2 separate regions of the Homo sapiens genome follow, and region 1 is linked to region 2. A link is a loop called in an ENCODE intact Hi-C map of the cell type or tissue named here. Cell type or tissue: endothelial cell of umbilical vein. All regions are shown on one strand. Links, peaks and the distances in the headings refer to the core of each region. The heading gives the core; the rest is flanking DNA.

The links. A loop is a pair of places that touch in the nucleus more often than their neighbours do. Peaks named below come from ENCODE experiments on the same cell type or tissue, not always from the same donor. Only the 100,000 strongest peaks of a DNase experiment are listed, where the experiment ranks them.
Region 1: it touches region 2 in a loop (14-fold over the local background); 67 of 110 quality-filtered maps call a loop at or near these places.

Annotation. Positions count from the first base shown.
Region 1 is chr13:20,825,641-20,831,238 of GRCh38, forward strand. It overlaps XPO4 (exportin 4), which reads right to left. Exons shown (of 23, transcript NM_022459.5): 7 at 1,427-1,539. It overlaps LOC124903129 (a long non-coding RNA gene), which reads left to right. Exons shown (of 2, transcript XR_007063711.1): 2 at 854-1,214. Among named protein-coding and RNA genes, the nearest start is that of EEF1AKMT1, 54 kb to the left of the region's middle. In endothelial cell of umbilical vein, for the core only: a CTCF peak has its summit at 3,090 (motif pointing left); a DNase peak (open chromatin) is centred at 3,081; H3K27ac peaks cover 411 bases.
Region 2 is chr13:20,492,616-20,497,615 of GRCh38, forward strand. The region is part of intron 2 of CRYL1 (crystallin lambda 1); the gene reads right to left. Among named protein-coding and RNA genes, the nearest start is that of CRYL1, 31 kb to the right of the region's middle. RefSeq lists an enhancer at 727-1,226. In endothelial cell of umbilical vein, for the core only: CTCF peaks have their summits at 216 and 2,665 (motif pointing right); DNase peaks (open chromatin) are centred at 2,716 and 3,056; H3K27ac peaks cover 531 bases.

The DNA of each region.
Region 1 (5,598 bases), core at 599-5,598, 330 kb after region 2:
TTCAAAAACTGCTGGAGTGGAATCTACTTTCAGTCAAGTGCATAATACAAAGACTTGGACTTGGATTCGTATCAAAACAATTCCTGTCAGATGAGGCAGGCAACGGAATTTTAAAATTTAGTTACAATTATCTCTTTGATCTTGATAGTGGTTTTAGCCATCATTTCTCTGATTTTAAAAAGAAACCACAAGGTGATTTAATGCTCAGTCTGAATATTTCTATAGAAAATATCCTTTATATATACCCATGGATAGATAACCTTGTTCTAGATATTTTAAAATACATACCACATAACTACTTTATTTTAAATGGTTCAATCAGAAAAAGGCAGTTGAAGGGCTCATCTATATTTTTACAACAAATGAAAAGAAACTAAAATTAACAATTGGGATTAAGCAAAATAGCTTTTTTACTTTTAATTGATTTTTACTTGGGCTTCTGTCCACGTCATTATATCTAATTAACTTGTATATTCCCCCTATAACTGCAAATTAGCATCCAACACATAAACACACACATATGAATTGTTTTTCCAGCTTTTGACCGTTTTATTGGGGATACACACTGGCCAATGTGGGAACATACTGCTTACATCTTGATATTTAGCCAATAATAAAGAGGACTGTCTAAAGTTATACATGAGATAAACTGCTATTCCATAATACCAACTTAACCAATGACTCATAAATATAATAAGTATAAAACCTACACTCTAGAATAGCAGTTCTCAAACTATGGCCCAGGGATCCCTGAAGCTTTTTAAAAGCCTGTCAGGTTGCCTGTGAGGAAAAAAACTATTTGCATAATAATATGAAGACAGTATCTGCGTTTCCCATTCTCACTGTCACACAGGTAAAAAGTGGAATTTCCCCGAGGCCACACGATGTGCGATACTGCAACTAACTGAAGGCAGAAGCAGGTAAGATAATCTGACTGTCTTCTATTAAGTCTGATATTATAGATTTACAAAAATGCAAAACAATGCTATTCTTCTCATTAAACTTGCTTCGTTTTCAAAAATATAGTTAATTAAAATGTTACTTATGTTAATATGTAATCGTTTCTTACTGTTACTTTTTAGCACATTATTTTGTAAAGTTTTGTTTGAATTTTTAACAGGACAAATATAACCTATATAAAGAAAAGCTCTTTGGAGTTCTCAATAAATTTTTAAGAGTATAGAGGGGTCCTGAAATTAAAAGTTTGAGAACTTCTGCTGCAGGATATTAAGCCCTTCATAACCATGTGACATTTTTATAAATTAGCAAGAACCTTTTAAAATAATTTCTGTTTAAGCAGCCATACTGATGAGAAGACAAGACTTTAGGGGAGAAAAGCAATCTGTTCTGTTTTACTTAAGAAACTCGCCAAGGCATTTCCTCTTTTCTATGGCTCTTGCTACCAGAGATGAAGACTAAAACTTACTGTGAAGAAAAGCTCCATAACTCTGCTGTCCAGAAGAGTCTCCCGCCAGGACTCTGTTGGCTTCAACAGCACATTTTGCGAGGATTCAAACATAGCTATATAATGTCTGCCCAGTTATTTGGTGTCAAGGTCAACAACAATAACATTCTTACTTTGTCTAAAGTATAAGTATATCCTAAATATAACAGGAGCCATCTAGAAAGAATTTGTAATGGTAACAGTTTAAGCCTCTTCACATATGCTACATAATTCATCCATGAAGCTAAGGAATAGAAGGCATTAAGTGCCTGGGGAAAAAAAGAATGTTACAGGAATGTAAGGTAATGCTTTCATTGTAATTATGTGTCATGCTGTAGGCATACAGAAACTTTGAGAACCAGAGAATTTAATGGTGGCAACAGAAGGAAATACACTTACTGCAAAGCATATGCCAAAATTCATGTAAAAAGAATCAATTTCTGCAAGTTTATCCCATCATTTCCCCCAATATCTTGCAACAATTAACACCACATATACAAAATGTGAGTTTCATATAGTCTACTTGGAAAAATAGCATTTTTCCAGAAGAAATATATTCACTGGAAAAGCAAAAGAACAAAAAGAGTAAACACATATAATATTAAAGAAAAAAAACTCCCACAGGTCACAGTATCTAAATATCAAGACAAAGAAATAATCTATTGACAAAAAACTTTATAGATGCTTATTTAAAATTCCCACAGACTAAAAAGCAATTTATATGGTGTTCAGGCATTCAATTTCAAACATGCTTCAAACAGAATACTGTTTTACCATAAACAAAGTAACCATCATATATTTGTAGGTTTTTATGAATACGATTCATTGATACTGCCACAGTAACTGAGGCTTTGAAGAAATGAGAAAACTCGGCCAGTCACGGTGGCTCACGCCTGTAATCTCCACATTTTGGGAGGCCAAGGCAGGCGGATCACCTGAGGTCAGGAGTTCGAGACCAGCCTGGCCAACATGGTGAAACCCATCTCTACTAAAAATACAAAAATTAGCTGGGCATGGTGGCAGGCACCTGTAATCCCAGCTATTTGGGAGGCTGAGGCGGGAGAGTCGCTTGAAAACACTCTCCCGCAGAGGTTGCAGTGAGCCGAGATCACACCATTGCACTCCAGCCTGGGTGGCAGGGAGAGGCTCTGTCTCAAAACAAACAAACAAACAAAAAACAGTGGTTATGCCCCTTCCATTGGTAATCAATTGCCCAGCTAAAATACTTCGACTATGCAACATTCACATCACTCAATGAGAAATCTTAATGATAATCACCCAGAGCTATCGTCTGAAAAAAGTAGATAGAAATTCAAATACTATATTTTGAGTAAAGTCTAAATCGTTATTTTTACAGAAAAATTATTATTCACAGGGAAAATTAAAGGCTGTAATAATGCTCTGGAAACTTTTTTTTAAGATAATTGCTTAACCCCTTTTAAAATAGCTAATATTATTCTGTCTCTGAAGAGCAAGGAGGGGCACTATGAGTTGTTTCAAGGAGAAAAATCACTGCTTGTTTCTGAAAAGTCACCCCCAAAATCTTCTGCAACTCTATTCGACTGATTAACAAAAGTGAAACTCAAATCTGGTTCATTTAAACTTCCCTTCTCTCTTCCTTTATCTGCCCCCTTGTGGAGGTACAGGGAAAGAGGTGAAGGCCAAAAAAGCCAAAAGAAAGAAGCCCGAATTTAAAAAGGGGGAAAAAATCAGCCCGTGAACCCTAAGAGCTAACAATATAGAGTGAGTTCATTTTCTTAAGAGGCACCGATCATGGTCTAAGGTCAATGTTGTGTTCTTCACCCAATACTACAATATACTGATTTATCTGACACCTAGGATTTGCTTCAAAATATTCTGGGGATGGCAGAGCACAGATGAAACAAGACTGGCTGTTTAAAGCTGGGTATTCTCTCCACTATTGTGTATCTTTGAAATTTTCCACAATAACGGGATGCCAAAGGCTATAGTATATGAAATAAATGTTCTGAGTAAGGCAATCAATTCTTTGTGTTTTGTGTGTGTGTGTACTTTTTGTTTGTTTGTTTGTTTTTAATGAGACAGGGTCTCACTATGTTGCCCAGGGAAGTCTTGAACTCCTGAGCTCAAGTGATCCTCCTGGCTCAGCCTCCCAAAGTGCAAGGATTATAGGCATGAGCCAGCACACCTGGCCAATTCTTCATACTTCATAAAAATTTAAATGTATTTCACTTACTGTTTTCCAGTTTTATTTCTCTTTATTTTCAATATGCCAAATCTAACAAATGAAATATAACTAGGAAAATAATGATTTTGTAATATTTCGTATGCTTATAAAAGGTGTCATGATTTTATTTTTAAATTATATAGGATATGAGACAAATAAATGGGTTCACATAACCATAATAAAATGGTTGGCCCCAAAGCTGACCATTTACCATTTTAGTAGCTAGCAGATGTGTGATCCCTCAGAGTAAGAAGGCAAATACTTCAGGTGCTATAACTGCAAGAGAATGAAAGCCCAAACCTCCCTTCAAGAGCTGCAGACAGTTCAAGTACAGAGGAAGAATACAGGTGGCAGAAGCAAAGGGAATCATATTTATAAATTTTGCTACTTCTGGATATATGAAAAACTCTATTCCAAGGAAATGAGGAGAGTCTCTCACATTCTAATTATGCCCTCCAGGTATAATACAGCAAGGGGGGCAACAGTGTGTTTTGGTAAGAGGGAGATGATAAGCTAAAGATTCAATAAATCTTACAAAAGTATCAGTAAGAAAATACAGGAAGAAATCTTACAAAAGGAAACTATTAAACCTAAACCAAAATTCTCATATAATTCTCTCCTCTATCTTTTTATAAATTATAAAAAGCATATACTCTATTAATACTTCTGGATATCAATTATTTACATTAAGGGAAAATGGATATGAGTTTTATTTAAAAAGGGTTTTTCCCAGATATAAAATGGAATTCATTGCAATGGCTCATGTAACATCAGATTCAAAATAACCCTGAAATCTGATTTTTTAAAATCTTGGTTTAGCCTCTCCTAATCATGGTCTGTTTTTCAGCACACTGTCCCTGATGCCCAATTCCATGGCCAATTTCCTTCAAGTGTTGGTAACCAGAATAGTTTTAAGATTATAATTCCTTACACGTGGCCACGAGCATGGGAGATTTATGAGTTAGTATGTAATATCTATCAGAAAATACCTTTCCCCATAATTATTACAAAACTCCATGTTACTTTTGTTTTCCAATTCCAAACCTGGAAAGGATTTTTATCTCTGGCATGATGTTTGCCTTCTAACAAGAATGCACACTTGTAATGCTCCATGCAAAGAGGCTACACTTACCTTCCACTGAAAAACTAATCTACAACACTGCAGACTTCACTACCTTCTATCAGCCAGCCTGGTTATACCACTAATAATACCACTATTATATACCATAATAAAAATGCACATGTACTATATTATACTTTTCATAGGACACAATTACAATCCTGTAACTACAAATCATATCCCACTCTACTAAAAAAAATTAATTATTCCCAAAAGCATTTAAATAAAAAACATGAAACAAAAAGAACAGTATAATAAACGTTTATATGGAACAGCATCATAATGTTTATACAGAACAAATGTTTAAAGACAATGTTATTTTGACAAGAAATATGTTTTAGTTATCAGACTGTACCATGAAACTGCTGAAGTTGCTGCCCCGAATAACAGACTATGCTGGCTTTTATATGGGAGAAAGGCTTACTATGCATTGTATAATGTTTAATATTACCTAAAATATTGTTATTATTCACGTACATGCATTACTTTTCAATTTGAAAAACAAAACTAGTGAAGAGCATATCACAATGTGGGCAGAATAATGATACACAAATCTGGACCATATCTTTACATTCAAAATAATATAAAGAATTAAGGTAATTCATTTTTAATCAGGTATTCTCAAATGACTATTTCTATCTGTATGTATAAGAAATAAAAAAAACCATTTCAACCCCAGATAATTCTTAATAATTCTTATAAGAAATCAAAAAAAATACCATTTCTACCCCAGATAATTCTTAAATTCTTAACTTAAAAAACAAACAGAACCAGTACCACCAGAATTCAGAAATCTAGCACTACTATTCTTAAAGCAATATTTTAAAA
Region 2 (5,000 bases), core at 1-5,000:
TTTATCCCTCTAAGGACCCATGTGATTACACCAGGCCAAGCCAGCTATTCCAGGATAATCTCCCCATCTTGCCATTCTTAATTCAATTACATCTGCAACGTCCCATTTGCCATGTAAAGTTCTGGCTCATCCAAAGCTATGCCAAAAATCTGGACATCTAACTGTGGTTGCAGGTATATTGTTCTGAGGATGATATGCAATTTGCTCCTGCCAGGCACTTGGGGGTGCTACCAACCAAGGAACCAATCTGAATTCTTGGCTTGGGGGTTTTCCAGATGACACAGGTAGTATGAATTTGAGGATTGCTCTATGGTTATAAATTCTCAGAGAAACTCTTCCTCCCCTCCACTCAGAGTCAATGCCCCCACCGGTGACCCTCCATTTAGGGGATCCAAGTTCTCTTTTTCGCCAATGATGTAGCTGTTAGAGAACTCTAGCTTCTGTCAGAGATCTCCAATTAGATTCCCATCTTGCACAGACTCGGGTTGGCTGTTACAATCGAAGCTCTAGATTAGCAAGACTGAGCAGCCGCCAGCTGTGGCTGTCAAGCACCCCTTGGAACTGGTGCTCCGAGGCAGGCCTCTGAAATTCTCCATTACCTTCTTGCCATGTGAGCTTACTACCATGACTTCCACGGACTGGACCCCACATGTGAATCTGGGCCAATGGCAGAGGCCCATAGGCAGCCGGTGGTGGCTGCAGTAACCAGCCCAAGGGAAGCCTGAGCCCTATAGCGACAGGGCGGTCAGAAATGCAGACCCAGGCCAGGCGCGGTGGCTCACACCTGTAATCCCAGCACTTTGGGAGGCCGAGGTGGGCAGATTACCTGAGCTCAGGAGTTTGAGACCAGCCTGGCAAACATGGTGAAACCCCGATTCTACTAAAAATACAAAAATTAGCCAGGTGAGGCTGCACATCCCTGTAATCCCAGCTACTTAGGAGGCTAAGGCAGGACAATCACTTGAACCTGGGAGGTGGATATTTCAGTGAGCCGAGATCACGCCACTGCACTCCAGCCTGGGCGACAGAGCTAAACTCCATCAGAAGAAGAAGAAGAAGAAAGAAGGAGAAGGAGAAGGAGAAGAAATGCAGACTTCCACAGTGGGCAGACTGGTTGAGGGCAGGAAGGAGCAACAGAAACACAGCCCGTAGTGGAGTCACCATGACCACAGGCCATAAAAAGTCAGGACTTTAGAAAAGGACACAGCCACCCTATAACTGCTGTGAGCTGCCAGAGCCACTGGCTGACTATCAGAGGCTCAGGTGTCCCCTGAACAATGTCTGTTTCTGCGACAAAGATGCAGCCGCAGAGATGGTGTCCTGTATCTCTTACTCCCTCGCCTGGTATCACAATCAACCCTCATCAAGAGCAGAAATCAGAGTACCCTGTCCTTTATAGCCTGAAAGGGCCTAGCGCAGACTTTGTTTGGAGATTACAACACATTTGAATTTTTCAGTTTTTAACTATACGATTTATATAAGTTTGACCTGCAGCAGTGGCTAAGCCTTGGAGTCAACATTGGTAAAAGACAACCACACTGCCCATAAACACAACCAGAAGAAAAACATTCATATGGCAGAAGAGCTATTTGTAGCTACCAAGCAAAAACTCACTTCAGCTTAATTGAAAGTTTTTTGTGTTACGGAGGAATAAGTGAGATGTTTAATACTGCGCCCATTGCTTTTCTAAGACTATTTCCTTTTCATAATTTATTTAAGAAATTTTAAATGTAGAAAGAATAATAAACATCCTCATCTCTCCACCCTCCAGAACTAACCACCGCCAATCCTCTTTGTCACTTTTTAAGTAAACAAAACCTAAATGAATCTCTTAGCGCCATCATCCCAGCCTCACCCAACCATCTTTCCACTGAACACACACAGGGTCTCTGGATGCCAAGGTCTGGGAACATAGTGAGTAACCATTGCATCCTTTAGGAAACTATGTCTGAGCGCCTGATGTGCTCAAAGCACCTGCTCCAAGCCTTAGTAGGCCAGCTGTGCGTCTTCAAACCTTTCCACTAATCCAAAGCAAACTTTTAGCCTTTTTTCCCAAAAGTACTGCATGAGATTAGACAGATAATGGGAGAACAGGAGTCTCTTGTTCCTCGATCCTCCAGGGACCACCCCGGAATGAGAATGTCCCATGGAGACAGCAAGCAGTGGCAAGAAAAGACACAACCACTCGCCTCTTTCAGAGCAGACTCAGGCTGAGGAATGTGCAGTGGTGGTTCTGCCTCAGGCCCTTCCTCCCTGGGCAGCACACACAGGTAGGACAGAGAACCTGGGCATGAGGGAGAGACACGGTCACACATGAACCCATCAGCCAACTGCAAACTCCAGGACCCTGCTGTGTGGTCCCGAGGGACGTCCAGTGAAAGCTGCGGAGGAGCTTCCGACATCTGCAGACAGACCCCTGTGTTCTCTTTAGGGCCAACAAATCCACATGCCACAAATCAAACCCAGCCTTTTGGCAACATTTTGTCCCAGTTAGATTAATTCCAATTTTTTTTATTCTTTTGGAAGAACTTCTGCATCAAGCTTTGTAGAAGACGTACATAAACACCTAGAAAAGATGTGCCAATCAACCGGGATTTTCAAATGCCACACACATACCAGGCTGTGGCATTGCCACACTTAACAGTTAACGTCAGGTTAGAGGCACTAGTAGAAGGCTGCAATGTGCCAGTTCTACCTCTAGAGGTCAGCCTAACACTAGGACTCAAAATACTGGCTCCTAACCAGTAAAGTTAAATTTTTACTTAAAATTAGAGAAAAGGAAATGTTAACAATTCTCACGGTAGGACAGGGTATGGGTGATTTTAATTTTTTTTAATGTTTCTATCTTTGAAATGTACTCAAAAGGAGCATGTATTTATTTTTAAAAAAGACTGAAGAAATTGGAACCTTGTGCACTGATGATGGGAATGTGGAAACGGCACAGCTGCTGTGGAAAACGTATGGTGGTAACTCAAAAAGTTAAAAATAGAGCCACCATATGATCCAGGAACCCCACTGCTGTGCATATATCCAAAAGAACTGAAGCGGGATCGCAAAGAGAGATTTGCACAGTCATGTTCCTAGCAGTGTTGTCAACAACAGAAGAAGCAAGCAATCCAAAAGTCCACCAACAGATGGAGGGATAAACAAAACATGGTTTCACACCTACGGTGGAATCTTATTCGGCCCCACAGGGGAAGGAAGTCCTGTCATATGTCATATGCCAGGCTGGAGTGCAGTGGCGCAGTCTCAGCTCACTACAACCTCCCCCTCCCGGCTTCAGGCGATTCTCCTGCCTCAGCTTCCCAAATAGCTGGGACTACAGGAATGCACCACCACACCCAACTGATTTTTGTATTTTTTAGTGGAGACGGGTTTTCACTCTATGTTGGCCAGGCTGGTCTTGAACTCCTAACCTCAGGTGATCCACCTGCCTTGGCCTCCCAAAGTGCTGGGATTACAGGTGTGACCCACCTCGCCCGGCCTAGGATGAACTTTTTACTTAACATTATGCTTAAGTGAAATAAGCCAGACACAAAAGGACAGATGCCATATGACTCCACCTACAACAGGTACCCAGAGCAGTCAAACTCACAGTGACAGAAAGTAGAATGGTGGATGCCAGGGGCTGGCAGAGGCACAAAAGAAGAGTTGTTTAATGGGCACAGAGTTCAGTTTTACAAGATGAAAAAGCTCTGCAGATTGCACAACCATGTGAACGTACTTAATGCTACTCAACTATTATACACGTTAAAATGGCAAAGATGGCCAAACTTCATGAGAACTAGAATTTAGAAATAAGTCGATTTAGGGTATAACAAGCTCATAGATTTTACAGAATGACTTAGAAAATCGTTTTGGCTAGTATATTCCCGTTAATTCATGCAATAATCTAGGTCCTGGACTTTGAATTACACACAGTAACATAAAGCACATCTATTTATCTCTGCTCCCTCCAGAAACCTTAGTAAAACCAGGCTAATAATGGATCTTTTTTTAAAAGCATAGACCTGTGCCTGGTGTGGTGGCTTACACCCATAATCCCAACACTTTGGGAGGCCGAGGCAGGCAGATCAGATCTCTTGTGCTCAGGAGTTTGAGACCAGCCTGGGCAACATGGCAAAAAGGCTGAGGTAGGAGGATCACTTGAGCCCCCGAGGTGGAGGCTGCAGTGAGCAGAGATCATGCCACTGCACTCCAGCCCGGGCACCAGAGCAAGACCCCGTCTCAAAAAAAAAAAAAAAAAGTGTAGGCCCACAAGGTCAGAGATTATTGGGAGACAAAATGGACAAAATATGCTAATTTTTTGGAAAATTGGAAATCATGCAAAAGTAGTCAGGTAAATGATTGAATGAGGTGGAGAAAGCTAAAACTTAGGCATGGGGTTAAGGAAAATGCCAACGAAAAGCAAGTCGCAATAGCTCCTGAGAGACGTGGAAAAGGTCAGAATCTGCAGGTACCAAAGAGGACACAGTGTGAATGAGGAGTGGGAGGTGACAAGAGTTTACTGAAAGCGGTGCCACTACTAAAGAAATCCAACCACAATAGGCCAGACACAAGAGGCCGTTGGGGGGTGCTACAGATACCAGGGGCTTCAGATAGAGGACACCCTGAGAGGCGAGAGCCATGCGTGCCCACACACCACATACACACAACTACACACACACCACCATACACACAACTACACACACCGCATATACACACTACACACACACCACCACACACACTACACACACACCACCATACACACAACTACACACACCGCATATACACACTACACACACACCACCACACACACAACTACACACACACCACCATACACACAACTACACACACCACATATACACACTACACACACACCACCACACACACAACTACACACAGCACACACCACATATACGCACTAGACACCACACACCACACACACACAACTACACACACCACATATAGGCACTACACACACCATATATATGCACCACACACACCACACACAACTACAT